2 separate regions of the Homo sapiens genome follow, and region 1 is linked to region 2. Evidence: read pairs that join two places in POLR2A ChIA-PET (ENCODE). Cell type or tissue: GM12878. All regions are shown on one strand. Each heading gives the region's core, and the rest is flanking DNA. Links, peaks and the distances in the headings are about the cores only.

Region 1 (8,000 bases), core at 1-8,000, 150 kb after region 2:
AATTTTCCAATTTAGTCATTGTGTTCTCTAGCTCCAGAATTTGGTTCTTTTTAATGATTTCTGTTTGTTGAACTTCATATTGTTCATGTCTTGTTTTCCTGATCTCATTTAATTCTTTTTTTTGAGACGGAGTTTCACTCTTATTGACCAGGCTGGAGTGCAATGGTGCAATCTTGGCTCATTGCAACCTCCACCTCCCAGGTTCAAATAATTCTCCTGCCTCAGCCTCCCAAGTAACTGGGAGTAGAGGCCTGTGCCACCAGTAGAGCGAGATTCTGTCTCAAATAAAAATTTTAAAAATGTCTTGAAATTCTTATTCTGGCCCACAGTTTCTTCAAGACACAACAGGGCAAGCATTGAGGAATTTTAATAAAAAGTGATAAATCATATCATGGGGCAAGACTAGGGATTAGAATGTGGCATTCATTAAGGCTTTCCAGAGGAATATTTTTTAAAAATCTAAAAGACTATGTTTTGTTCTGTTAGGACAAACAGAACCCACTGCACACTACAGCAAGAGTAGCCAAGATGTTGACCATCTGAAACAAGGTATTTGGCATTTGAAATAGTTGTAAGAATCTGTAAGTAAGACATTTGAGTAGTTCCTTCAAGATGTTAGATTGAACGAGGTTGATGATTGAAGAAGCAGAAATTTACAAGACTTGAGGGCACTATACATGAAAGCTCCTAAACCAAACAGTACTTTTGGAGCCAGATTCATTCAGCACCACACAAGTTCTCGTGTGACTGTGACTTTGGGCAAGTAACATGTACCTTGTAGGGCTGTTGAAAAAAGAGATGTGTTAAATGTATTTAACATGGTCAACATGTAGTAAATAGTGTTGATATTCTATGGCGCCACATGTCCCAAAGTATACCCTAATGACAAAAAATCATAGATTCAAAGATTTTATTTTTTATAGAACCCCAGAATAATAACATATTATAATTATACACTTCAATCTGGTTATAAGTTATATCCTCGCAGCTACTTACCAATATGCCTGCTTGTAAGAGAGGTTCTTCAAGTTATAATTTACACAAAGATGTCTCACAAATTTTCTCAAATATAAAGATATTTACAGATTACTGAAATAAGTAACAAAAGCCTACACATGTGTTTTAGTTAACAGATGTCTGAAATCTAAATAGCAAGTCTCTGCAAATCCATTATTTTCTTTTTTTTTTTTTGAGACTGTCTCAGTCTGTCACCCAGGCTGGAGTGCAGTGGCACGATCTCAGCTCACTGCAACCTCTGCCTTCCAAGTTCAAGCGATTCTCGTGCCTCAGCCACCCAAATAGTTGGGATTACAGGCATACACCACAACACCCAGCTAATTTTTGTATTTTTTTCTTTTGTAGAGACGGGGTTTCACCATGTTGGCCATGCTGGTCCTGTCCTGGCCTCAAGTGATCCACCCACCTCAGCCTCTCAGTGTTGGGATTATAGGCAACCGCGCCCGGCCAAATCCATTATCATCACTTAATGTTTAAAGGCTACGTTCAGTTTCCTATAGGTGATATTGTTAGGATCTACTAGCAAATGATTTGGTAACCTGACATCTTTGTATTCATGTCCAAAAAAATTCTTTTATAAGAACAAAAATGGTACTCTTAGCCTCATTCACTGGAGTATTACTGAAAAGCATGATATTCTTACTCTATTTTGGGTACATTATGACAGAGAGGTTATTATTACCAACTGTCAGTAGAACTGAGGCTTCTTGAGTAAAGGGGATTGAGGTAAACCTTTGGAAGCTGGTGAATACATTTCAAGACACAACATGGCACCTGTGTCTAGCTCTATGGTACAACATGGTACTATGACACATATAATGGGTTGCCAGATGGGGAAGGCAGCTTCTCTGCAACTGAGCTGAGATCTCAAAATAGACAATGTCAAGATGGAATGAGAAGGGAAAAACAGCATGTGTAGACAGGTAGTGACAAAAGGCTAATTAAGGACTGAAAGAAACCAGTGGCCAACAAGGGAATCTACGGGTGATAAAGATAAGACGGTGAGAGAGATAAGGCTAGATTGTATAAGGCTTGACAGACCATAGCAAGATAAGCAAGAACTGTGTCCTGTTAACCATTTATCCCTAACATCTAGCATAGAGTTCAGTTAGTAAAAGCCATAAACCCTTTGAGTCTTCTGGCAAGATAAGTAATTAGCACAGATTATTGTCACTCACTGCAACTCAGCCTTGGAGGGAGTACACAAATCAGAAGGAGGTCAAGTGTCTGGGAAATTAAATGACGGCACCTGGAAGAACAGATCATTGTTGGGGTAAGAAATGGAAGCCCAGTGTAGAAAAGGATAGAATGCCATGGGGTTAGAGGTAGCAGAGGCTGGGACAGAACTTGTCTGTTCTGCCCCCTTTCACCCCTCCTGTTCTTTGCCTTATGTCCAACCCATCACTTGCTGGGGTAGTCAGCCTAGTTGAACAGGTTTAGACAACCCTAGAGTTCTCTCCAGGAGAATTAATACTGAGAAGGAGAAGTTCTACCATTGTCACTCTGGTGAAGCACAGATTCTAACTCAGAGGCTCTTTGCCTTGAGGGGCATCTTCCCTCTCCTTCAACTCATCAGAACCCTTAGTTCTGGGCTTGGCTTCTCCCTTTTAGCAGCTGATAACAAAATCCCCATCCTCTACTATAAGCTTACGGGCTGAAAGTCAGCCATGTAAGGACTACAGCATCCACTCTCAAAAGACAACAGGCTCAACCACTATTCTCTACATGACAGAATAAAGTAAGACCACAGAATAAAAATGGAATGTTTTGAGAATTTAGGAGGCAGCCGGGCACGGTGGCTCATGCCTGTAATCCCAGCTACTGGGGAGGCTGAGGCAGGAGAATCACTTGAACCCGGGAGGCAGAGGTTGCAGTGAGCTGAGATTGAGCCATTACATTGCACTCCAGCCTGGATGACAGAGACTCCGTCTCAAAAACAAACAAACAAAAAAACAAAACTGTCAAGGTCATTAAAAACAAGTCTAAGAAGCTGTCATGGCCAACAGGAGCCTAAGTGTAATGTGGTATCTTCAACGGGATCCTAGAACAGACAAAAGACATTACATAAAAACTAATGAAATCTGAACAAAGTATGGACTTTAGTTAATACTAATGTATCAATATTAGCCCATTTAATTGTGACAACCATAATATACCAATGTAAGATGTTATTAGGGGAAACTGGGTATGGTATATATGGGAACTCTTTGTACCATCTTCCCAACTTTTCTATAAATCTAAAAGTATTGTAAAATAAAATAAATTTTAAAGTCCTTTTTACTGTACTTTCCCAATGAGTATATCACCCTTAAGAAGCAGCACAGAACATTCTTACATCCTAAAGGGCCTTTACTGGAGGGCAAGGAAGACCAAACAAGTAACAGGGTCTCCTCTGAACAAGCCTTAGGCTACTAAACTGACAAATTTATGACTCATCAAGTTGGCTCATTACAAGTGTTCCTAAATAGCATTAAGGAGAAAGATGTTGCTAAGCAGAGATTTTAAGTTATTACAGTTAATTTGTTAATTCAGTGAAATTGTTTTTCAAGAGTATATTGACAGGTCCATTAACTGGAGCTGTGTTCATAAAGCCCTAATTAAGCAACAACATTCACAGGAGTCATTGTCACTCTTTTTAAGTTCTTAATTAGTTGCTCTTAGCACGGTGTTTTCCTTTGTGTGAATTCCTAGGCACTTAGCCACCTCTTTGTGTCCCTTTGGGACTTGCAGAATTTATCCCTCTGGGTTTTGCTTTTCTGGTTTAAATTTGAGTGAGGCATGATCCAAAATTTCAACATAAAATCCCACTGACACTAGTTTGTTTCAACCCAGCAAGTGAAATCATGGACAGGTGCCAGGAATAGTGTTTATTAATTGTGGTTCCCTCATTTTTTAAAAAATTCAAGGTTGGTGGGGGTGTTTGGAAACCCTCCTTATTTTTAGTTTTTCCTCTTAATATGGTACAGGCCTAAGACCTGAAACTTGGCCTAAGCAATGAAAAGAGGCACTTGTGTTTACTGCTACCTATGGCAGCTGGCAGCCTGGGTATTTACAGACCAGTAACCCTGCCAGTCTCATTCAAGTTTTCATTGCAGCATGGGAAAAGATTAACAGAAAAAAACTACTTCGGCTGGGTGTGGTAGCTCACACCTGTAATCCAGCACTTTGGGAGGCTGAGGCGGGTGGATCACCTGAGGTAAGGAGTTTGAGACCAGCCTGGCTGAAATGGCATGGCAAAACCCCATCTCTACTAAAAATACAAAAAAAAATTTAGCCAGGTGTGGTGGCGTGTGACTATAGTCCCAGCTACTTGGGTGGCTGAGGCAAGAGAATTGCTTGAACCCAGGAGGTGGAGGTTGCAGTGAGCTGAGATCGTGCCACTGCACTCCAGCCTGGGCAACAGAGCAAAAAAAAAAAAAAAAACAAAAAAAAAAACTACTTCGAGGCCAGGCAGAGTGACATCTGTAATCCTAGCTACTCAGGAGGCTGAGTCAGGAGGACCACGTGAGCCCAGAAAGTTGAGACTGCAGTGAGCTGTGACCACACCACTGCACACCAGCCTGAGTGAGACCTTGTCTCTAAAAAAAACAAATAACTACTTTGAAGCCAGGCATGGCAGCACATGCCTATAGTCCCAGCTACATGGGAGGCTGAGGCAGGAGGTTTGCTTGGCCCAGGAGGTCAAGGGTGCAGTGAGCTGTGCTTGTGCCACTGCACACCAGGCTGGGTGACACAGTTGAGACCCTCTATCAAAAAAGATTTTAAAAACTAATCTTCTTAGACTCACCAGGAAATATATTTCTTTGCTTAAAAAAAAAAAAATCGACAGGGATAAGTAGGTGAGTAACTTTATTTATCAAGTAGGAAATCCCATCAAATTATTTAAATGCACATGATTACACCATTGATGCCTTTTGGGATATTGAATACAGGAATACCAATGAATTATCTATTTTCAAGTAGCAATATAGGAACGTCTCTGCACATGGATAGCGCTACTGTAGTCAGGAAGACAACCTGTATGCTTAGAACTTGAGGCCTCAGATTTAAAGTACTGTGACTATTCATGACATAAAATTTTCCTCTTTCCTTAGGAGCCATTTCGGTTTTACCAACTCAGACTGAGATTGTGGCTGAGTTTGATAAGTGCAGACTGCTATTCTTTCTTAAGACCTCTCCCTTTGGAGCACATTAAAAGTGGAGAGAACTGCTGTAAGTAACCCATGCAAAAAAACACATAAACAAATCCCAAACACACAAAAAACAGACTATTTTTACTACTGGTTAATTTCTTGCAGTCACCTTAGTGCCCTAAAAGATGAAGAGTATGATGCTCTAAGGCAAAGCTATTGATAACATTAAACTTTTCAGAAAGACACATTGCTATTGGCTCTGAACCTGTCACTAATGAGCTGTTCAACTTTCAAGGCCTGAATTTCATTCTCCAGGACAGAGGTTGGCAAACCATAGCCTATGGGCCAATTCCAGCCTGCTGTTTTTGTATGGCTCTCAAAATAAGAATGGTCTTTAAATTTGTAAATCATTGAAAACAATTTTGACACTGAAAATTTTATGAAATTCTAATTCAGTGTCCATAAATAATGTTCTATTAGAACTATAGACTTGCTCATGTGTTGATATTGTCTAAGGCTGTGTTTGCACTAGAGCTGCAAAAATAGTTGCAAAAACCACATGGCTGAACAAGCATAATATTATATTACCTGGCTCTTTACAGCAAGTTTGCTGATCCCTGCTCTAGAACAGCAGTGCATAATAAACTTTCTGAATTGGTGGAAATGTTCTCTAATATTGGAGTTGTCCAATAGGGTAGTCAGCAGCCAGATTCTGAGATTAAGAAATTGATTAATTTTTATCAACTTACACAGCCACATGTAGCATATACCTACTGCACAGCAGAGCTCCAGAAAAGTGAGGGATGGACTTTAGATCCTAAGAATTCTCTAAAATTCTGATACTTGGCTGGGCGCGGTGGCTCATGCCTGTACTCCCATCACTTTAGGAGGCCAAGGCAGGTGGATCACGAGGTCAGGAGTTCGAGACCAGCCTGACCAACATGGTGAAACCCCATCTCTACTAAAAATACAAAAATTAGCTGGGCGTGGTAGTGCACGCCTATAATCCCAGCTACTCAGGAGGCCGAGGCAGGAGAATCGCTTGAACCCAGGAGGTAGAGGTTGTAGTGAGCCGAGATTGCGCCATTGCACTCCAGCCTGGGAGACAGTGAGACTCCGTCTCAAAAAACAAACAAAAAAACCTGTAATCCCAGCATTTTGGGAGGCCAAGGCAGGCAAATCGCAAGGTCAGGAGTTTCAGACCAGCCTGGCCAATATGGTGAAACCTCGTCTCTACTTAAAATAAAAAAATTAGCCTGGCATGGTGGCAGGTGCCTGTAGTCCCAGCTACTCGGGAGGCTGAGGCAGGAGAATCGCTTGAACCCAGGAGGCAGAGGTTGCAGTGAGCCGAGATCGAGCCACTGTACTCTAGCCTGGGCAACTGAGCAAGACTCCGTCCCCCCCCAAAAAAAAGTCTGATACTCTACATAATTTTTCACATCATAATTTTAAGTCCCCTACCCCCATCTGAGCTATAGTAATTTAATTGGGACCTACATGACAAGAAGACTACATACGTTACTTATCTTGGTGTCACACAGGGCTGTCAGACATCTGGGGTCCTGATGGAGGTAGATGTCATTCAGGTGAAGGCATCTAGGATTCAAAGAGGTAAAGAATGACAGGCTGTCCCTAAGACAACCTGTCTTTTTCTGCAAACAGAAAAAAATTGTTTGCACCCAGACTAGGATCAACTCCACAGGAGTCATTCCACTCTCAGAGGTGCAAAACACTGCCCAAAGGTACTCAGCTACAACACCAAAACAGTGCTTGGAGCCAAACCTCAATAAAGACAGTGTTTGCTCTTCCAACAGTGTAACACCATCACAGGCACCACATGAGCCTGGATAGCTGACAACCGCTGGATGATTCCTGAAACAGCTTTCTCATTATTTGTTTCAGATACCTAGGCACTCCAGGTAGAAGACGTATCAGTTGAATATTGACTGCAAAACAGGCGTGGAAGCACTAATTGCAGACCCTGTTGTCAAACCCTTTAACAGGAATCCCCTTCTGTGTTTTCAGTTGTTTTATGCAACATTCAGGGAGGTCCTGCCATGTGCCAAGCACTGCGATTGGGATCTAGCAGTGAATAAAACAAGATATATTGTCCTTTCCTTCATGGATCTTACAAATACAGGTTAATTTACCTCCCATTTGTTTCCTGATAGATACCAACTAGCCCACAGGCCTGGCACAGAGGAGGTAGTCAATGTTGGAATGAATAGGGATATTTACCTGAAAACTGCACATGCAGACTGTCACCTGCCACTATTTCCTCCCTTCAGATGGGTGAAGGATGCCCTACTTTCAAGTCATCCTAAAAAGGAAGACAAGCAAACTTAGTGATCTAGTACACAGAATATAATAAATAGCAATGCATTGTGTGTGTGTGTGTATATATATATATATATTTTTTGAGATAGGGTCTCACTCTGTCTAGACTGAGTGCAGTGGCATGACCATGGTTCACTGTAGTCTCAATCTCCTGGGTCAAGTGATCCTCCCAGCTTAGCCTCCCAAGCAGCTGGGACTACAGGTGCATGCCAACACACCCACCTAATTTCTTTTTTGTTTTTTATAGAGATGAGATCTCTTTCTGTTGCCCAGGCTTGTCTCAAACTCCTGGGTTCAAATGATCCTCCCACCTCAGCCTCCCAAAGTGCTGGGAATACAGGTGCGAGCCACCGTGCCTGGCCTGTATATTTCAAAATTGCTAAAAGATACTAAATGTTTTCACCACAACAAAATATAAGTATGTGAGGTGCTAGATGTGTTAACTAGCATGATTTACTCATTCCACAATGTAAACATGTATGAAAACCTCATGTTGTACCCCATATAACATAT
Region 2 (16,175 bases), core at 8,176-16,175:
GGATGTCCTCCTTTCTCTCTTCGTCAAACTTCTTTCCACATCTACCTCCTTCTCTTTGAGAACTGCCTTGGAGACCCCAATTTCTCTTCCCTTATCTCCTTCCCAGTTACCCTCTCACTTTTCCTGTGGGTCCTTTTCGACTGGCATCTCCATCCTATACTCTTTGGGCCCACAGCTTCCTCTTTTACAAAACACAGAAATTGAACTTTACAGTGAGGATTATTTTTGCTGACTAGTTGATGAGTTTAAGCAAAAACTGTCACAGAAGTATTCTTAATGTTGAGCTTTAGAGTTTCGCGTTAGTCCAAGTGATGCGATCATAAAAAAAAAATTCATCCAGAAGTGTTAGTTGAGGTGTAAACAAACTGAAGAATACATGTGGATACTTGGCAATATTTGAGAAGGTCATAATGCTAAACCATTTTTGTTACTGTTCTAGAAGTAAATGAAAAGAAGTCTGGAAAAGAAGGGGATGTAAGGTTTCAGAGCATGAGGAGAGAGGATGCTTAGCTACCAGACAGCAGCTAAGATTTGGGAAGAGGCCCCAGCTTCCCAAATCTTGTCCAATACTCTTGAACCTAGGCTCTGCTCCTAGATAGTCTCATAATTCATAGTTGCTCCTCTCAATCCAGTTAACCCCTACAGTGCTCTAACAGCCCACTCTCAGCCAAACACCTCTGACTTCATGGTATTCTAACATCTCCAGGTAGTACCTCCAGACCTTTTCCCTGTGCCCCTGGACTCCAAGGTCTATCCCACCCTCAGCTGTCCATCTTCTAGAGCAGGCGGTCTAGCCTCCCCAAACCAGAAGAACTTCCTTTTTATATTCAACCACCTGATGGATGTCCCTGATCAGTTCCCTCAGCTGCAGAGCACAAGAAGGACCTTCAGGATCCAGCTTTCTGTGAGTACACTGCTCCGTGGATTAGTTAGCTGGTCATAGGTCCAGTGTCCTAGAGCTGAGCTTTTGACTCATCTCATGGTTCTGGGGCCTCCTTTGCCTCTCAAGTTTAAGGACATCCATAATTCATTGGATTTAGGATGACCCAAAACCTTCTCATACTAGTTCACTTTTGCCATCTTCTTCTGTTTCTGAAAGGGAGAAAATCACCAGTTTTAGTGGCTGGATTCAGGGGTTAGGGTACATGGACAAGCAACTTCCCAGCCCTTTTTGGTAGTGTTTTGCTTCTTGTCTTATTTGCAGGTAATGATTGCCAGATAGACAGGAATGGGGTCCAGTTAGTTATATCCAGGACCTTATGATATACCCCATATATACCCCTTTGCTCCTAATTTACAATGTCAAACTATAAAAAATGGTTTCTCTTCCTCTGAGCCAGTCTATAACAGTGGTCAGCATTTATTAAACACATACTACATGCCAGATGAGGTGCTAAAAGCTTTGCAAGCATTATCTTACTATATCCTACGGCAATCCTATGCAGATTTTTTAACCACTATGCTAAATTCCTCCTCCTAAATTAAGTGAAAATGACCAAATTTCTAGACAACTGTTACTTTCTCAGTGCTTATGGGGGTGGGGATGAGGGAAGAACACTGACTTTAAGTGCTCCAGGAGAAACTGATATTACAAATGACACAAGCCTTTAGTGGTCAACTGGTTTGGTAGTTTTCAAACATGTAGGTTTTCTTTCCTTTAGTAGACCACAAAATACAAAACAGAAAAAAACAGAGCTTCTTTGATTGAAGAAGGGTGAGGTGCTAGTGCCTTCCCTGCTATGCCTTCCTCCCCGCTCCCACTCCTCAATAGAAGATTCCAGAGACATCTGCACATTAAGCCTTAAGGATTCCTCAATTTAAAAACCGCTAATTGAGGCCGGGTGCGGTGGCTCACGCCTGTAATCACACCACTTTGGGAGGCTGAGGCGGGCAGATCACAAGGTCAGGAGATTGAGGCCATCTTGGCCAACATAGTGAAATCCCGTCTCTACCAAAAATACAAAAATTAGCTGGGCATGGTGGCGTGCGACTGTAGTCCCGGCTACTCGGGAGGCTGATGCAGGAGAATCGCTTGAACCAGGGAGTCAGAGGTTGCAGTGAGCCGAGATTATGCCACTACACTCCAGCCTGGCGACAGAGTAAGACTCTGTCTCAAAAAGCAAACAAACAAAACTACTAATTGAATCCAACCTTCTCGTTTTATAGGTGATGAGACTGAGGCCAAAGAAGAAGGAAAAAGGAGATGTTCAGGATCACGCAATGATTTGTGGCAAAACCCCAGCTATTAATATAACACCTATACAACTTCTAGACCAGTGCTTTTTCCACTTGAAAGGCCTTGTTATCTGAGTTTTGTTTTTTGTTTTTTTTCTGAGACAGAGTCTCACTCTGTCACCCAGGCTGGAGTGCAGTGACGCGATCTTGGCTCACTACAACCTCCGCCCCCTGGGTTCAAGCGATTCTCCTGCCTCAGCCTCCCTCCCGAGCAGCTGGGACTACAGGCACACGCCACCATGCCCAGCTAATTTTTGTATTTTTGGTAGAGACGGGGTTTCACCATGTTGGTCAGAATGGTCTCGATCTCCTGACCTCGCGATCCGCCTGCCGCGGCCTCCCAAAGTGTTGGGATTACAGGCATAAGCCACCGCGCCCGGCCGTTCTCTGAGTTCTTAAGTGGGCATAATGTCAGTGATGCCAGGGCCATGACTGTAGGCAAGGGCTGGAACTGCATGCCCTTTGGTGCTTTTACCCTTCCAAGTTTATGTCCAGGAATATACATCTCTCCCCAACTGCCTAAGTAGGTGCTAGTTGATATCATGATTGATTTGGTCTTCTTGGGTAAGACCTCAGTTAATTCTGGGTAATTTTTTGTTTGGGGATGAACTGTAGCCATCCACCTATGAAGAAAGTGTTGCTTTTATTCTTTGCTAGGTTCCATCCATACCTGGATGAGGAACAGCAAGAATATTTATTTCCTCATTTCCTTTTTACTAATCTCAATGTCTGGTCCTTCAGAAAAGAAACGAATGGGCTAAAGAGATAACTAGACTGGAAGAGAGGAGAAAAGTGTCAGAGGGGTGTTGGAGTAGGATGGGTTGGAGGAAGGACAGGAACAGCAAAGATGGAGGCTCTTCATGCCGGCCCCAATACCTTTCCATGTCTTCTTTCTCCACCCCGATACCCTCTGATGTCCAGTGCCTGAGGAGCTGGGGCAGTAGGGACATACTGAGATTGCCCTCCAACCCCATAAATCTACATCACTTTTCTATTTTCCTGACTCAAGCTTCCAAAGGCTGGGTTCCGCATCCCCAAAACCCATCTCTGAATCTCCAGGGCCTACCACTGACTGCACAGAACAGGCATTAGCGTATGCTTCAAAAAGACATCCCTGAGGAGCATAATAGTCATACTGTCACCCTCTAGCCTATAGTTTGCGAAGCCCTTTCCAGGCAGGACTTCAGTCGCCCCTCCTTGGATGTCCCTAGGGTTAGGCAGGGCCGAAGCCACTATCCCAACTCTACAAATGAGGAAAAGCCAAGAGCCGTGCTGCAGGCAGCTGGCAGCTGGCAGCAGCACTCTTCCACAGATCTCCTGACGAAGGTCGAGCACTTCTCTGCGTCTCCCACGGCCTCTGGCGCAGAGCCTGCCGGGAGTTGTAGTCCAGTGCCCCGGGAGCTCATATGGACTGGACTACAATGACCAGCGTGCCCCGCGCTCCGCGCCCCCTTCTCTTTCAGCCTCGGGCACGGGGGAGGCTCGGCGGACCTGCTGATTGGGAACCGATATGGCGGCGACTCTGGGCAGCGGGGAGCGCTGGACGGAAGGTACTAGGTCCCCGCCTGAAGGAGGGATAGGGCGGCCTTCGGGAGAGATCAGGGATGAGGATCCTGAAGACGCACAAGGGCTGAGATCCTGGGTCTGAGGTGATGGATAGAGGCCTGTGAAAAGATGCTGAGCCTGAGTAGGGTTGCGGATGGGGTAGGGAAGCTGGGGACCGACCGCGAGCCCAGAGTCACCGGTGACGACTTGTTGCCTCCGGCCCCCAGCCCCGCCCCCGCCCGTGCCCCGCCCAGGGCCCGCAGCTGTCAGGCCCCGCCCATGCCAAGGTGACTGGAGGGCCCGTGGGGTGCTGCGGTCTCTCCGCAGCTTGCTAACCTGGCCCTTATCTTTCGCCTAACTGGGCCACCTGACCTTCAGTCCCTGTTTGATCATGTCGCTCCAGCCGGCATCAGGACCAGCCTTTTCCACCCTACAGTCAGGCAAAAAATATTGATCCAATACCTATTGTGTGCCCCGCCTAATGCTGATTCTGCAGTGGGGATTTGACTGACATGGGTCCCTTAGCTCACAAAACTCGCAGCCCACTGAGAGAGTTTGACGACTGAACAGCCAATTACAAAACGGGCGAATAATACAAAACGCCTGGGCTACACAGCAAGGTCAGGGATTTGGAGAGCACACTTACAAGGTACCTAACGCAGACTGGCTGTCAAGGGAGGTTTCTTGCAGAAAGTGTTACAAATGGTGACAAGAAGGATGCGTCGGAGTTAGCCAGGCCGACTTAGAGGAAGACTGTCCAGGAGCAGTGGGTGGAGGTAGCTGAGGGATGTTAAGCGGAAGAAAGATGTTGTTAAAGCCTTTCTCAGGTCCTCCAGAGAAGACATGAGTGCTCTGCCCCTTTTGACTGTATTGCTTATGACCCTCTTTACATTCTGCAGGTGTTGTTATTGAATCTTCTCCCTTTAAACCAGGGGTATCCAATCTTTTGGCTTCCCTGGACCACATTGGAAGAAGAATTGTCTTGGGCCACACATAAAATACACTAACTGACGACTAAATAACTAACTGATGACAGCTAATGAACTTTAAAAAAATTGCAAAAAAAAATCTCATAATGTTCTTTTTTTTTTTTTTGAGACGGAGTCTCGCTCTATCACCCAGGCTGGAGTGCAGTAGCGCGATCTCGGCTCACTGCAACCTCCGCCTCCCGGGTTCACGCCATTCTCCTGCCTCAGCCTCCCGAGTAGCTGGGACTACAGGCGCCTGCCACCACGCCCGGCTAATTTGTTGTATTTTTAGTAGAGACGGAGTTTCACGGTGTTAGCCAGGATGGTCTCGATCTCCTGACCTCGTGATCCGCCCGCCTTGGCCTCCCAAAGTGCTGGGATTACAGGCGTGAGCCACCGCGCCCGGCCCTCATAATGTTCTAAGAAAGTTTACGAATTTGTATTGAGCTCAAAGCCGTGCTGGGCCACATGCCACCTGTGGGCCGCGGGTTGGACAAGCTTGCATTAAACTAACCTCTTTGTGGTCAGGAGTAGATCTTACCCATCCGCCCTCTTGATCTTCTAGCCAAGTTCCTTGGTATATATTAGTTCTATAATTGTTAGTGTAAAAGAATTGAACTCCTCTCTACTTTAAATTTTAGGGGTGGGAGGCACTGCAACAAAAAATACTATTTTACGAGCAGTGTCTCTTCTGACCACGGACCACAGAGAAACATGTTTATTCAGCTTTGTATGAGTGCTTAAAAGTCAGCATGACGCCTCTAGCCCTGGCCATCATGCTTACCTTCTCATGCTTACGAGCAGCCTCCCAGAGAGGAAAGGCAGGTTGCAAAGTTGATTTTCAGGGTCAGATGGAGACCTAATGGAGGGGCTGTTGTTTGCAGCTTACATTGACGCAGTTAGAAGAAACAAATACCCAGAAGACACACCTCCTGAGAGTCATGACCCCTGTGGCTGCTGTAACTGCATGAAGGCACAAAAGGAAAAGAAGTCTGAGAATGAGTGGACTCAGACCCGGCAGGGTGAGGGGAACTCCACGTATAGTGAGGAACAGCTGCTTGGGGTACAAAGGTGAGCATGTGGTGAGATTAAATGAGTGATTTTATGGAAAGTGCTTAGAAGAGTGCCTGGATGTGCTATGTAAGTATTGACTGATGATAATGATGATGATGATGATAATTGAGGCATACTAGCTTCTTGACCTCAGAGGGAAGACTGAATAGAAGTGGAATATTAGGGTATAACATGAACTGACTACCCTGCTTCTACTTTAAGAGAGGCAGCAGAAACCGACTAGACACAACACACATCTACAGGACATTCTTTCAACAACAACAGAACGATTTTCTTCTTAAGGATACATAGAATATTCTCCAGGATAGACCATATCTTAGGTCATAAAACAAGCCTCAATAAATTTAAAAAGATTGAAATCATACAGTGTATGTTCTCTGAAATCAAAAACAAAGGGAAATTTGAGAAATTCACAAATATGTGGAAATTAAACTACAAGCTCCTAATAAGCAAGCAAGTCACAGAATAAATCACTAGGAAAGCTAGAAAATGCTTTGAGATGAGTGAAAATGAAAACACGACGTACTAAAATGTATAGGATGCAGCTAAAACAGTGCTTAGAAGGAAATTTATAGCTCTAAATGCTTATTTTTTTAAAAAAGACTCCAAATCAGTAACCTAATCTACCTTAAGGAACTAGACAGCCTGGACAATACAGTGAAACCCCCTCTCTTCCAAAAAATATATATATACAAAAATTAGCTTGGTATGATGGCACCAACCTGTAGTCCCAGCTACTTGAGAGGCTGAGGCAGGAGGATTGCTTGAACCCAGTAGGTTGAAGCTACAGTGAGTCATAATCGCACAGCAGAGCAAGACCCTGTCTCTCAAAAAAAAAAAAAAAAAAAAAAAAGAAAGAGGGATATCCCTACCAATCCAAATACTATGAACAATTGTGTGCCAACAAATTAGATAACCTAGATAAAATCAGCAAATGCCTAGAAAGACACAAATTACTGAAACTGACCCAAGAAAAATGGAGGCCAGGCATGGTGGGTCACACCTGTAATCCCAGAGCTTTGGGGGTGCTGAGGCAGGAGGATTGCTTGAGACCAGGAGTTTGAGACCAGCCTGGGCAACACAGCAATACATTATCTCTAAAAAAAGAAAAAAAAAATACTTGGGCATGGTGGCACATGCCTGTGGTCCCAGCTACTTTGGAGACTGAAGCAGGAGAATCACTTGAGCCTAGGAATCTGAGGTTACAGTAAGCTATGGTAGTGCCACTGCATTGCAGCTTCGGTGACAGAGACCTTATTTCCAAAAAAGAAAAAGAAAAAAAAAAGGAAAACCCAAGTAGACCTACAACAAATAAGGTGATTTAATTAACAATCAAAAAAATTCTAGCTGGACATGGTGACTCATGCCTGTAATCCCATTACTTTGGGAGGCTGAGGTGGGAGGATCACTTGAGCCCAGGAGTTCAAGACCAGCCTGGCCAACATGGCGAAACTTCATTAGTACAATAAAAAACAAACAAAAAGACCCCACAAAAATTAGCCGAGCATGGTGGTGCACACCTGCAGTTCCAGCTGCTCAGGAGGCTGAGGTAGGAGGATTGATGGAGCCAGGAAGGGCGAGGCTACAGTGAGCACCACTGCACTCTAGTCTGGGTGACAGAGGGAGACCTTGTCTGAAAAAAAAAAAAAAAAAAAAAAAAAAACTTCCAATGAAGAAAAGTCCAGGCCCAGCTGGCTTCATTCTTTGAGACCAGTATTAACTCTGTAACCAAAACCAGACAAAAATATCATAAGAAGTCTAAATTATCAACCAATATCCCTTATGGATATAGATTTTAAAATATTCAATAAAATACTAGTAAAACAAATACAGCAATGTAAAAAGTATTATATATTTTCACCAAGTGGGATTTATCCCAGTATTGCAGGATTGTTTAACACACACAAGTCAATCAATGTAACATACCATGTTAATAGAATAAAGGACAAAAATCACACGATCATTTCAATAGGTACAGAAAAAGCATTTAACAAAATCCAACACTCTTTTTTTTTTGAGACGGATTCTTGCTCTGTCACCCAGGCTGGAGTGCAATGCCACGATCTCGGCTCACTGCAACCCCTGCCTCCCAGGTTCAAGCGATTCTCTGGCCTCAGCTTCCTGAGTAGCTGTGACTACAGACGCGCACCACCATGCCTAGCTAATTTTTGTATTTTTAGTAGAGACGGGGTTTCACCATGTTGGCCAGGATGGTCTCGTGACCTTGTGATCTGCCCGCCTCGGCCTCCCAAAGTGCTGGGATTACAGGTGTGAGCCACTGCGCCCAGCCCCAACACTCTTTCATAATAAAAACACTTAACTAGGAATAGAAGGGAACTTCCTCGACCTGATAAAGTCCATCTACAGAAATCCACAGTTAACATCATACTTAAAGGTGAACAACTAGGTGTTTTCCCACCAAGATCAGGAACAAGACAAGTATGTCTGTTCACTCTTGCCACTCTGTTCAACATTGTACTAGAGGGTCAAGCCAGGGCATTTAAGCAAGAAAAAGAAATAAAAGCCATCCAAATTGGAAAGAAGAGTAAAACTACATCCACAGATGACATGATCTTGTAAATGGAAAATCCTAATGAATACACACACACACACACACACAAATACTGTTAGAACTAATAAACAAGTTGGACAAAGTTACAGGATATAAGATCAATATACAAAAATTATCATTTTTCTATATACTAGCAATGAACAATAAAAAAATGAAATTAAGAAAATATAGTTGAGGCTGGGTGTGGTGGCTCATGCCTGTAATTCAAAACTTTGGGAGGCTGAGATAGGAGGATCTCTTGAAGCTAGGAGTTCAAGACGAGCCTGAGCGACATAGCGAGGCCCTGTCTCTACTAAAAATAAAAATTTAGCCAGGTGTGGTGGCATGCACCCAAAATCCCAGCTACTCAGAAGGCTGAGGTAGGTGGATCCCTTGAGCCCAGGAGTTCGAGGCTGAGGTGAGCTATGATCACCCTACTGCAATCCAGCCTGGGTGACAAAGCAAGACCCTGTCTCTATATACAAATAAATAAATAAATAGTTTTAAAAAAGAGATACAGTTGGCCTTTGAACAACACAGGTTTGAGTGGCATCAGTTTGAACCATGGATTTTTATATGTCAATTTTAAAAGATAAATACATTGGAAAAATTTTTTAGATTTGCAACAATTTGAAAAAGTGGCTCACATCTGTAATCTCAGCACTTTAGGAGGCCAAGGCAGGAAGAATACTTGGGCTCAGAAGTTTGAGACCAGCCTGGGCAACACGGCAAAACTCCGTCTCTACTAAAAATACAAAACTAGTCAGGCGTGGTGGCGCACACCTGTAATCCCAGCTACTTGGGAGGCTGAGGCGGGAGAATTGTTTGAACCCAGAAGGCAGAGGTTGCAGTGAGCTGTGATTGTGCCATTGCACTCCAGCCTGGGCAACAAGAGCGAAACTCTGTCTCAAATAATAATCATCATCATCACCATCTCACAAACCATGGAGCATGGACATACCAAAAAATTAAGAAAATTATATGAATGCATAAAATATATCTAGATTCTAGTCTATTTTATCATTTACTATCATAAAATATACACAAATCTATTATAAAAAGTGAAAATCTATCAAAACATATGCTCACAAACACTTGAGACTACATGGTACCATTTGCATTTGAGAAAAATGTAAACATACAGGTGCAGTATTAATCACACCTGCATAAAATTAACAGTAGTACTGTACTACTGTAATAATTTTGTAGTTAGCTCCTGTTATTTTGCTGAGCCTCAAGTATTGGGAGTATCTGCTTAAAATGCCACATGATGCTAATCATCTCTTTGTGAGCAGTTTGTCTCTTGAGTAAATTATGTATAGCAGTAAAAAGTGATCTCTTGCAGTTCTCCAGTTTTGTTTTTTTTTTTTTTTGAGATGGAGTTTTGCTCTTGTCGCCCAAGCCGGAGTGCAGTGGCACGATCTTGGCTCACTGCAACCTCCACCTCCCAGGTTCAAGCGATTGTCCTGCCTCAGCCTCCCAAGTAGCTGGGATTACAGGCGCCCACCATCATGCCCAGCTAATTTTTGTATTTTTAGTAGAGATGGGGTTTCACCATGTTAGCCAGGCTGGTCTTAAACTCCTGGCCTTGTGATCCACCTGCACTTAATGCCAGCAGGTAAGAAAACATTGCACTTTTTGCAAAATACCTTTTCATCTCATATTGAAAATGAAGCTTTTATATGGGTGCAGGACTGCTATAAGAAAGGCATACAGTCCATGATGTGATTATTACTTATCGCATGCCTGAGCTCAAGGCTTCCACTCACCTCAGTCTCTCAAAGTGCTGGGATTACAGGTGTGAACCCTGCGGCCAGCCCTACCTCATCAACTTTTTAGTGCAGACAAAAGTGCCCTATTCTGGAAAAGAAATGTCACAAAGGACATTGTACTAGTAAGGATGAGAAGTGAGCATCAGGATATAAGGCAGGAAGGGATAGGCTAACTCTGCTATTTTGTGCAAATGCAGTTCAGTTTATGATGGGGGCTGCCATTATATATAAAGTTGCTAACCCCTGAGCCTTGAATGGAAAAGATGAACACCAGCTGCCAGCCTTTTGGTTGTACAGCAAGAAGGCCTGGGCACTGAGAGCCCTTTTTCTGGACTGGCTCCATTGATATTTTCTTCGTGAAGTCAGGAAGTACTTTGCCATTAAGGGACTGCCTTTAAAAAGTTCTTTTGGATTAACTCAGGGTTATGGTGCATGCCTGTAGTCTCAGCTACTTGGGAGGCTGAGGCAGGAGAATTACTTGAGCCCAGGAGTTGGAGGCTGCAGTGAGCTATGATCGTGCCACTGCACTCCAGCCTGGGTGACAGGGACCCTACCCTGTCTCTAAAAAAAAATAAAGTTCTGTGGCCAGGCGCGGTGGCTCACGCCTGTAATCCCAGCACTTTGGGAGGCCAAGGCAGGTGGATCACAAGGTCAGGAGTTCAAGACCATCCTGGCCAACATGGTGAAACCCCGTCTCTACTAAAAATACAAAAATTAGCTGGGTGTGGTGGCAGGTGCCTATAATCCCAGCTACTCGGGAGTCTGAGGCAGGAGAATTGCTTGAACCTGGGAGGAGGAGGTTGCAGTGAGTCGAAAACATGCCATCGCACTCCAGCCTAGATGACAAGAGTGAAACTCTATCTCAAAAAAAAAAAAAGAATGTGAAAAGTCAACCCACAGAATGGGAGAAAACATTTAAAAACTGTATATCTGATAAGGGACTTTATCTGGAACGTACAAAGTTCTCTTAAAACTCAACAATAAGAAGACAAATAACCCAATTGGAAAAATGGGCAAAGGGTCTGAATAGGCATTCCTCCTATATATTCCTCCATATATGAATAAAGAAGATATATATATGGTTAGTAAGCATATGTAAACTTGTTCAACATCTTTAGTCATTAGGGAAATGCAAATCAAAACCACAATGAGATATACCCACTGGAATGTCTATAGTCAAAAAGGTGGATGATAAGTGTTTATAAAGAAGCAGATAAATTGGAACCTTTGTACATTGCTGGTAGGAATGCAGCCAGTTTGGAAAACAATATGGCAATTCCTCTTAAGGTTCAGAAGAAAATTAAGATTATTGACCTAGCAATCTACTCCTAGTATATTCCAAGAGAAATATAAATATACTTCCACAAAAAAACTTGTACATGAATGTCCATAGCAATATTATTCATAACGACCCCAAAGGGGAAACAACCCAATGTCCATTAACTGATAATGGACAAGCAACATGGTGTATATCCATACAATGAAATACTATTTTGTAACAAAAAGGGATGAACAGATTCATGCTACAACATGGATGAACCTTGAAAAAATTACAGTAAGTGAAAGAAGCCAGATACAAAAAGCTACATGTTATATAACTCCTTTTATGTAAAATATTCAGAATAAGCAAATCTATAGAGGGGAAAGTAGATTAGTGGGTCCCAGGGGCTGGGGGAGAAGTGGGAGTGACTACTAAGGAGTATAGAGTTTCTTTTTGGGGTGATAAAAATGTCCTGAAATGAGATAGTGGTGATAGATGCACACCTCTAAAAATGTATTTAAAAACTAATGAATTGTACATTTTAAAAGGGTGAACTTTATGGTACGTGGATTATTTCTCAATAAAGCATTATTAAACAAATAGTAAATTTAGGAGAGGGAGTCCTGAGTGTCTGCCATGGAAGCAGAGATTGGAAACTGGGCTGGGGATTCAAAGACTCCCCATGGGCAGCTCATGTGGAAGGGATCTGCTGACAGCCCAGACCCTGCATTAGAGTCCAACCTGTGTTACTGACTTACGATGAATTTCCCAACGAAGCTCCGAATCTCTGCCTGCCTTACTGAATTATATAGTAGCAAAAGACTGAAGACCTTCTCAATACAAATTAGTAGGTAATGTATATATTATACATTGATACAATGCAATAATATTTAGATTTTAAAAAGAATGAGGTAGGCCAGGCGTGGTGGCTCATGCCTGTAATCCCAGCACTTTAGGAGGCCAAGGCAGGTGGATCACTTGAGGTCAAGAGTTCGAGACCAGCCTGGCCAATACAGTGAAACCCTGTCTCTACTAAAAATACAAAAAACTAGCTGGGTGTGGTGATGCAAGCCTGTAGTCACAGCTACTCGGGAGGCTGAGGCAGGAGAATCACTTGAACCCAGAAGGCAGAGGTTGCAGTGAGCCAGGATCGCGCCACTGCACTCCAGCCTGGGCTCTGTCTCAAAAAAAAAAAAAAGAGGTAGATATATAGTACTAGGTAATATTTATTTAGTATTAAATGCTCTCAAGCACTTTGATGAAGACTTTATTTAATCACAATATCAACTCTGTGAAATATAATTATTAGCCCATTTCAGAAGATAACACCAAGCTATAGAGGTTAAGTACACAGCAAAATCAAAGCTAAACCAAGGCATTTTGACTCCAGAGCTCATCTCTAATCCAGCAGTTCTCAAAGGGTGGTTGGGGAACCCCAAGACCCTTTTAGGGGATAGGTCTGCAAGTTTAAAACTGTAGTCATAATGATATAAACATGTTACTTGTCTTTTTCACTAATTTTCTCATGATTATACAGTGGAGTTTTTGAGAGGCTACATGACATGTAATTACATCATCACTGTTTAAAAATTTTTTGTTTTCATTTCTGGTATAGTAGATGTGGATTGATAGAAGTCATATAAATGAAAGCTCTTTTGAGGTCTTCAGTAATTTTTTTTCGCTTCCTGTACCATGCATATCAGTAATTTTTAAGAGTATAAAACGTTGCTGAGATCAAAAGTTCAGAACTGCCACTCTAATCTAAACTACTGTCTAGTCTAAACTATTATTCTATACTTCTCATCTCTATATGTTAAGGATTGATCTCCAAGATAAATTGTTTTTTGTTTGTTTTTTAGAGACAGGATCATGCTCTGTTGCCCAGGCTAGAGTGTAGTGGAACAATCATAACTCACTGCAGCCTCAAACTCCTGGGCTTAAGTGATCCACCTGCCTTGGCCTCCTGAGTAGCTGGAATTCCAGATGCAAGGCACCATGCCTGGCTAACTTTTTAAAATTTTTCATAGAGATAGGGTCTTACCATCCTGCCCAGGCTGGCCTCAAGCTCTTCACCTCAAGCAGTCCTCCTGCCTCAGCCTCCCAAAGCACTGGTATTACAAGAGTGAGCCACCACGCCCAGCCCAAAATAATTTTTTTTTAAAGCAAGATGTAGAAAAGTGATTATAATATGTTTCCATTTAGGCAAGAAAAAAAATGGAGAGGACTATACCTGTACTCTCTGTACATAGGATCCACAGAAAACTTCTAATGATGGTTATCCCTGTGGTGGGAAACTGGGGGACAGGGAATGATGAAGCAGGAAAATTTTTACTGTATAAACTTTAGTTCTGTTGGCTCTTTTTCTTCTATCATGTGTATGTTAACTTTTTAAAAACACAGTTTAGCCAGGCACGGTGGCTCACACCTGTAATCCCAGCACTTTGGGAGGCCAAGGTGGGCAGATCACAAGGTCAGGAGTTTGAGACCAGCCTAACCAATATGGTGAAACCCCATCTCTACTAAAAATACCAACATTAGCCAGGGCTGGTGGCGCATCCCTGTAATCTCAGCTACTCGGGAGGCTGAGGCAGGAGAATTGCTTGAACCTGGGAGGCAGAGGTTGCAGTGAGCTGAGATCGCGCCATTGCACTCCAGCCCAGGCAACAAGAGCAAGACTACGTCTCAAAAAAAAAAAAAAAAAAAAGCAAAAAATACAGTTTAAAAAGATAGCCATAGGAAAAAGAGAGAAAAAATTATAAACAAACAGGGTGATTAACTGTTTCTTCTGGCTTTGCTGTCCTGTAGTTCATCTCTCAGGATCTTAGCCTGAACCTTGGTGTAACAATTAGCATACTTGTTCTACTCACTTGCAGGGATATAGGAAGAGTAAATAGTAGATGTAAAAGTACTTTGAAAGGCATTAAGTTCTGGGTGGGAGAAGGACATTGTTAATGAATTTGAATGTTTCATTAACGTGTGCACTAATTTTCTTATAGGTTTGTTTTGGGTCCCACAGATTGGAGGTAGGATCGATGTATTATCTTGCAATTAGTTGTACAAAAGGGACCTTTATAGACATACATGCTTGTGATTTTTTTTAGGATCAAGAAATGCAGAAATTACTATGAAATTCTGGGAGTTTCTCGAGATGCTAGTGACGAAGAGCTTAAGAAAGCTTACAGAAAACTCGCCCTGAAATTTCACCCTGACAAGAACTGTGCTCCTGGAGCAACAGATGCTTTCAAAGGTCTGATCCTGAACCAATGCTCAATGGTGCCCTTGTCATGGTTGGTCATAATAAGTTGCTTTTAGCCTTCCCCATAGTTGTTTTATAAGGCCATAAGGAGGGTTTTTTCCCCCTGCCACACCTCTTAAATAGTGATAATCAGCATAGCTCCCACTTGATTTTACCTAGGCTGGAGTGCAGTGGTGACATCTCAGCTCACTGCAACCTCCACCTCCCGGGCTCAAGTGATCCTCCCACCTCAGCCTCCTGAGTAGCTGGGACTACAGGTGAGCACCACCATGCCCGGCTAATTTTTGTATGTTTTGTGGAGATGGGGTTTTGCCATGTTGCTCTGGCTGATCTCAAACTCCTGAGCTCAAGTAATCTGCCCGCCTAGGCCTTCCAAAGTGCTGATATTACAGGCGTGAGCCACTGTGCCCATCCTCCATGATATTTTAAGAAATATATTCTTCAGGCTGAGCGCAGTGGCTCACACCTGTAATCCTAGCACTTTGGGAGGCTGAGGTGGGAGGATTGCTTGAGCCAGAGGTCAAGGCTGCAGTGAGCTGTGATTGCACCACTGCACTCCAAGTCATTGTTACAGGCAAAGATCTTCAGTGAATGCTAAAACCATTGAGTGCTAGGTAGTTGTCGCCTATGGGGTATTCTTGCCAAAATGTTTGACCTGAATCTAATAATGAGGAAACAATCAATATGAAACATTCTACAAGAATACTGATCTGTTCTTCCAAAAAATTTAACATAATGAAAAACAAAAAAGGTGGGACAGTTTTAGCTTAAAAGAAACTAAATGCTATACTTGATCTTGCATGGATGCATTGGATGATAATGGACTGATGTTAATTTTCTTAGCTGTGATAATGGTGTTGTGATCACATAGGAGAATGTCTTTCTTCTTGGGAGATATATGTTGAGGTATTTAGGGGCAAGGTGACGTAATATCTGTGGCCTATTTTCAAATGGTTCAGCAAAATAAATGTATAATTATTACAATACATATGTACATATGTATATATAGAGTTGTAGGTAACAGAGTGGCAAGGCAAACATTTAACAATTCCCCAGGTAAAAGAATCATGAAGAAATACTCTTTCTGTGTTTCTGACAGTGTTGACTGAATTACAGGTAGGGAGTGCGGGATGCCTTAAAAGATTTCTTTTTTTTGAGGTTTCTATTGATTGGTGCTACGGATTGTATGTTTAAATGAAATTGGGCAAGGTTTGCACGTCTGTACATAGAAAGGAGACATGTTGGTAAACATATGTAACTATTCAGCCTTTGAACCCTCCTTGAGACATTGGAAATACATTTCTTAATTTCAGAAAATATTTGTCTAAAGTAAACTGAAATAAGACTATGATGAAGACTTTGTTTTTAGTCAAGCAGGAAGGTTTCTACTAAGATTGTTTCAGAAGAGAATTCAGGAAATTTTTTGGACTACAAGTTAAAATATCACTACTGATGTGTGAACTGTTTCCAACATAAACTATTGCACTCAAGTGAAATAAGAACACTTTTTTGG

The links. ChIA-PET counts read pairs that join two places held together with the same protein. Peaks named below come from ENCODE experiments on the same cell type or tissue, not always from the same donor. Only the 100,000 strongest peaks of a DNase experiment are listed, where the experiment ranks them.
Region 1: POLR2A ChIA-PET joins it to region 2 with 11 read pairs; 9 of 35 experiments call an interaction of 5 or more read pairs at or near these places.

What each region holds. Positions count from the first base shown.
Region 1 is chr5:139,277,797-139,285,796 of GRCh38, reverse strand. It overlaps SNHG4 (small nucleolar RNA host gene 4), which reads right to left. Exons shown (of 7, transcript NR_182757.1): 4 at 7,389-7,470; 5 at 6,668-6,746; 6 at 5,739-5,862; 7 at 897-3,058. It overlaps SNORA74A (small nucleolar RNA, H/ACA box 74A), which reads right to left and starts at 7,017; the gene lies at 6,818-7,017. It overlaps LOC124901081 (a long non-coding RNA gene), which reads left to right. Exons shown (of 4, transcript XR_007058956.1): 2 at 487-549; 3 at 5,112-5,229. It also overlaps a transcript of MATR3 not described here. In GM12878, for the core only: no CTCF peak of the experiment used is centred there; a DNase peak (open chromatin) is centred at 4,548; H3K4me3 peaks cover 2,491 bases; H3K27ac peaks cover 605 bases.
Region 2 is chr5:139,427,016-139,443,190 of GRCh38, reverse strand. It overlaps DNAJC18 (DnaJ heat shock protein family (Hsp40) member C18), which reads left to right and starts at 3,666. Exons shown (of 8, transcript NM_152686.4): 1 at 3,666-3,785; 2 at 5,633-5,819; 3 at 14,508-14,653. The coding sequence starts at 3,746. RefSeq lists enhancers at 3,296-3,795, 5,096-5,596 and a silencer at 3,999-4,108. In GM12878, for the core only: no CTCF peak of the experiment used is centred there; no DNase peak of the experiment used is centred there.